Linked DNA regions of Homo sapiens: region 2 is linked to region 1. Evidence: chromatin contacts called from ENCODE Hi-C or POLR2A ChIA-PET data. All regions are on one chromosome and are shown on one strand. The core of a region is the stretch at or near the end of the contact, and the rest is flanking DNA. Distances in the headings are between cores, read along the strand shown. Region 1 overlaps ANKRD12 (ankyrin repeat domain 12). Region 2 overlaps LOC124904243 (a long non-coding RNA gene).

Region 1 (2,700 bases), core at 1-2,500:
AGTATTCTTAACTTACCTAGGGAATGTTTTAAACAGAAATATGTTAGTGAAGTATTTGGTTTTTGCTATTGTTGCTACACTTTTAAGAAATCACACTTTTTCGCGCCACTGCACTCCAGCCTGGGCGACAGAGCGAGACTCCGTCTCAAAAAAAAAAAAAAAAAAAAATCACACTTTTAGGAGGGCAATATTCAGGCACTACTTATTTCGTGACAACTTTCAAAAGATACATGAAAAGTACATAGGAACAATTAAAGCTTCATTCAGTTTAGCCTCATAAATTCAAATCCAAAAAGTGGCATCAAGCAGCCCAGATGAATTTCCACAAATATAATCTTCACTATACTTAAACATGCAGAAATAAAAGTTATAATGCTTTCTTCAAATCTAACATTGCATTCTGTCCCCACATCTCCACGCAAACTACTTTCATCAAGGTCATTTAAAATGTTTCAATGGCCTCATCTTTCCTCTTAACCTCTGTTGCATTTGGCAGTGCAGACTCTCTCTTCCCTTTAGCCATTCTCTGTGGAACCTCCCTTGGTTCTCTCTCTGTCCTCCTCTTTCCTTGTCTCTTTACTCCTCCTAAAATATTTGAATTCCTCAGGGTCTATCCTCCTCCATTCTTGTGCCACTTTATACACTCTTTGTACACTCTTCTCCATACTTTCTACATATCCTCATATATTTATTTCCAATCCAGACTTGTTTTGAGTTCTTACACTCATATGCAACTGCCTACTAAACATTTCTACTTGAATGTTCCCAGGGCCAACTCAGTTCAGCAAGTACAAAGCAAACTTATTCAAAACAACCTGTTCTTTCTCTTGAATTTCCTTTCAGGAAATGGCCCAATCATTAACCTAGTAATGGAAACAAACCTCAGAATGGACCCAGACTATTTTTTCTTCACACACAAGTTTAATTCATTCAACAGCTTTTCGATCTGCCAACTTCTCTTCATCCCAAAAGCCACTGCCCACACTGCCTCCTACTTATATTTTATCAAATAGCATTCTGACTGGTTCTTTCTATGACCCTTCCCTCCTGACTCACTGACTACAGAATAAGTTCCAAGATCCTTTGCAAGGCACACAAGGCTATAATGAACTGCTCCTTGTCTAGTGCTAGACTCACCTCCTATCCTCCATCCTTCATAGGCTACATCCCAACTGAAGTTTGTTTTTCATTTGCTGTTTCTTTCGCTTATACTACCCTTTACTTTCACTTTCCTTCTGGTCAAATACGGATTCATCCTTGAGAACCCAGATTAAGTACCTAATTCTACTATTAGGCTATCGCTGAACCTGTTAAGTAGCATTCTCTCCTTTTTTCCTCCCATCACTCAGTAGTTTCATTAATGAGCTTATTACACTGGTATAGCAGTTCTCAAATTATAGTCCGTGAGATCAACTGAGGAGATCTGCAACGTCAGTATCTTCATAATAACATTTAAGATGTTATTTTTATCTTTCTCATTCTCTCAAGAGTATATATTGGGGTGAAACTTCTAAAATTGATTGTGGTTGTGACCATACAACTCTGTAAATATAAAAACAACTGAATTGTATACTTTAAATGTATGGCATGCGAATTATATCTCAATAAAGCTACTTATTAAAAATGGCAACATCGGCCAGGGTGTGGTGGCTCACACTTGTAATCCCAGCACTTTGGGAGGCTGAGGCAGGTGGCTCACTTGAGGCCAGGAGTTTCAGACTAGACTGGGCGACATGATGAAACCCTATCTCTGGGCATAGTGGTGTGCACCTGCGGTCTCAGCTACTCAGGAGGCTGAGGTGGAAGGATTGCTTGAGCCTGGGAGGTCAAGGCTGCAGTGAGCTGAGATCACACCACTGCACTCTCCAGCCTGGGTAAGAGAGCAAAATTCTGTCTCAAAAAGGAAAAAAAAATGGCCATATCAAGATATTCCTACCTAGATCAAAAAAAGACTGACAGAAACCATGGCTGAAGACTTGCCTTATAGTAAGTACTAAGGAAAATTCTTACACCAGATAGTAACTTAAATCCATAGGAAGAAATTAAGAACACCAAAATCAGTAAATTTGTAGGGAAATCTGAAACTACATAAACATTGATTTCTCTTATTTCTTTAAAAGATAACATTTTGTATCAAACAATTATAACATTCTTTTGTTGGGTTAATCACATATCTAGATGTAATCGATGTTATATAAATAACACAAAGGAAGAAAATGGAGCTATATTGAAGCAAAGCTGCTATATTTTACTGGAATTGTGTCAATATCAACCTGTAAGTAGACTGTGATCAATTAGGATGTGTATTACAATCTCCAGGATCAACATCTAAGATAATACATCAAAAAACAGTTTAAAAAAATTAGAGAAATTAAAATTGTACACTGAAAAATATTTAAAACCAAAAATGGCAACATAAAAGAGGTAACAAAAAAGACATGAAATATACAATAAAGAGCAAAACTGCACATATAAATTATCATCAGATATAAGTCATAGCAATAATTACATTAAATGTAAGTGGACTAAGTACTGTAATCAAGAAGAGTTTGCCAGTGTAATCGGGGAAAAAAGGGGGGCGAGAAGTAAAGGTAATCAAACAAAAAAAGAAATATCCGGACTGGAAAAGAAGTAAAATTATCTTTATTCACAGATAATATGATTCCATATGTAGAAAGTCCTAAGGAATTACAAATTGTT
Region 2 (2,700 bases), core at 27-2,526, 120 kb after region 1:
CTCAGATAGTGATAAGTGCTATGGATAAAAATAACACAGGGGGCTGGGCATGGTGGCTCACGCCTGTAATCCCAGCACTTTGGGAGGCCTAGGTGGGAAGATTACTTGAGCTCAGGAGTTCGAGACCAGCCTGGGCAACATGGCGAAACCCCATCTCTACTAAAAATACAAAAATTAGCCAGGCACGGTGGTGGGCGCTTGTAATCCCAGCTACTAAGAAGCCTGAGGTGGGAGAATCGCTTGAACCCGGGAGGTGGAGGTTGTAGTGAGCCAAGATTGCATCATTGTACTCCAGCCTGGGCGACAGAGTGAGACTCTGTCTCAAAACAAACAAACAAATAAAGCAATGGGGAATGCTGGGGTAGGGGAGCCCTGAAGAAGCAGCAGGAATAAGCCCCGTGGACAGCTGGTGGAGGGGGCATCCGGGCGGAGGGAGGGGTTGTGCATATGCCAAGGGCCAGGCATGGGCATTTGTGTTCCAGGTATTGGGGGGTGGGGCATGGGGAGGCCGTGAGAGGACAGTAATCAGATCAAAGAGATGTAGGACCTTGCACGTCACTACAAGGAGTTAGCTTTCTTCTCTTCTTCCTCCTCCTCCTCCTCCTCCTCCTTCTTCTTTCTTTGGCTAAAGCTGTCCTCCCCTCAGCCTCTTGAGTAGCTGGGACTACAAGTGTTCACCACCACACCTGGCTGGCCTTCTATTCTGAATGAGTTAGGAGTCAATGGGAGGTTTTGAGTAGGAAGAGATATGATGTGGTTTTCCATTTGGAAAGGACCCTGTGGCTGCTGAATTGAGAATGGTGTGAGAAAGTAAAGACTGAAGCAGAAAAACAGTTTGGAGGCTACTGCAACAATCCAGGCAAGAAGTGATGGTGGCTTCATCATGGAGGAAGGGAGCCACTCAGGTTCTGGATAGCCTGGGAGGTTGAGCAAGCCATGAAATGGGAGAGAAAAAGAGGAATCAAGCCTGATTCCGAGACTGCTGGCAGGAGCGCCTGGAAGGATGATGGTTACCTTCTCTATGGAGGGGAAGGTATGGGAGAAGACAGCATGGTGTGTGAAGAAGTCCAGAAGTTTGGTTTTGGACATATTAAGTTTCAGTTGCTTAGTAGATATATCTTTCTTATTTATGTTGAATTCTCCATCCAACTTAGAGGGTAGACAGGGTTTCTTTTTCAGTATTACAATCTAACAGGAACTGAGAACTTACAGAACAGACCAGTAGGAACTGAAACAGTAGAAGGGTTGGGGAAGAGGGTTTTGAGTGTTTTTGTTTAAATATAAGGAGACAAATTTACATCCCACAATCCGTTTTCCTTCAGCAACTAGTAGTACTTTTCTCGCAGTCTTTAACAGCTAGCCAGGGCCACTAGCTCTCAGTGTTGTACTCCCTTGGACTAGGTAATTCTGAAGGAAAGATCAGAATAATGAGAAGTATGTGGGTCCTATTGGGAAAGGCAGCCCACCATGGACCCTGAAGGTCCCTGCCTGTTCTTGCTGAGTGTGCTGGATTTTTTTTTTTTTTTTTTTTTGAGACGGAGTCTCACTCACTCTGTCGCTCAGGCTGGAGTGCAGTGGCGTGATCTCAACTCACTGCAACCTCCGTTTTCTGGGTTCAAGCTATTCTCTTGCCTCAGCCTCCCGAGTAGCTGGGATTACAGGCATCCACCACCACGCCTGACTAATTTTTGTATTTTTAGTGGAGACATGTTGGCCAGGCTAGTTTTGAAACCCTGACCTCAGGTGATCCGCCCTCGTTGGCCTCCCAAAGTGCTGGCATTACAGGTGTGAGCCACTGCGTCCAGCCGAGTGTACTGGATTTTAAGACTGATCTGTCTCCTGATACTGAATGGTTTCTCTGGTTAGTCACACAGGCAATTAAGCAGGTCAAAGTGGAGAAAGACTGGCTTATTTGCTGCTTGCTCAAGGGCTGGGCCCTTAGCCCTGGGTTCCTCTCCTGTAATGCAACCCACTGCATGCGCAGGTATCATCTAGGACTATCATGTCATCCCTGTGTTGTGTATGGGGAAGGGAACTAGTGCAAATATGCTCATGTTGTTTGCTGTGCTGTGCTGTTAGTAATAAAATCCTTTGTCTCTGACCCAAGAGTCTTATGTCTTCTGCCAGCATCAATGAAACAGTTAACAGTGTAAGTTGGAGAAAGTTCCAGAGCTTTTACAGTTCTTGACAGGCCTCATCTCTCTCAAAGGAGTCTAAAGCTCCATCTGGGATTAAGGGGTAGCTTGGGGTGAAACATGATGGGGATCTGGCCAGATGCCCCAGGTCCAGCTAGGAAGGAATCCATTTTCTCTTGGGGACTTTGGTACTGAATGAAATATTTGGAGATGGGAGCAAAATGAAGGAAACAGATTATATGAAGTTTAAGGGATTAGGCTAATTTCCAATTTGTTGATACTCCTTGATTCAACATATAGTGGTAAACATGAGTCCTTTTGTAATCCCTTAGGCTTAAGTAGAAGATGGGGACAGGTGGAAAGTGCATTTTTAGAGTAAAGGTAGCAGATAATGATTGCTGAAACAAAAGAAATCCAAGTCCACTTTTGCCTAGGGAGGGACAGTTGGCCAGGCCACAAAAAAAAAAAAAAAAAAAAAAAAAAGAAAGAAAGAAAGAAAGAAAAAGAGCAGGGCCTGAATTTTTACAAAGAAAATCAGTTCGCCATTTCCTTTTAAGAAATTTTA

The links. Hi-C counts contacts between places; a loop is a spot of excess contacts on that map. ChIA-PET counts read pairs that join two places held with the same protein, here RNA polymerase II (POLR2A). Pooled maps may share reads with other maps.
Region 2: a loop to region 1 is called in a pooled map, with 3 times the contacts of the local background. The contact joins two enhancer-like sites. A Hi-C loop is called at or near these places in 2 of 168 maps with a recorded cell type or tissue (CD8-positive, alpha-beta T cell and naive thymus-derived CD4-positive, alpha-beta T cell), 1 of 37 single-sample maps with no recorded cell type and 9 of 50 pooled maps. POLR2A ChIA-PET finds 5 or more read pairs at or near these places in 5 of 52 experiments (BJ, T-cell, activated B cell and 2 more).

The regions. Positions count from the first base shown.
Region 1 is chr18:9,183,606-9,186,305 of GRCh38, reverse strand. All of the region lies in intron 2 of ANKRD12 (ankyrin repeat domain 12), which reads right to left. Among named protein-coding and RNA genes, the nearest start is that of ANKRD12, 48 kb to the right of the region's middle. Within about 2 kb of position 1,250, at least 3 of the 41 ENCODE cell types and tissues checked have a DNase peak (open chromatin) inside an H3K27ac peak, as active enhancers do.
Region 2 is chr18:9,060,832-9,063,531 of GRCh38, reverse strand. It overlaps LOC124904243 (a long non-coding RNA gene), which reads left to right. Exons shown (of 2, transcript XR_007066278.1): 2 at 774-2,101. Among named protein-coding and RNA genes, the nearest start is that of NDUFV2, 41 kb to the left of the region's middle. Within about 2 kb of position 1,276, at least 5 of the 41 ENCODE cell types and tissues checked have a DNase peak (open chromatin) inside an H3K27ac peak, as active enhancers do.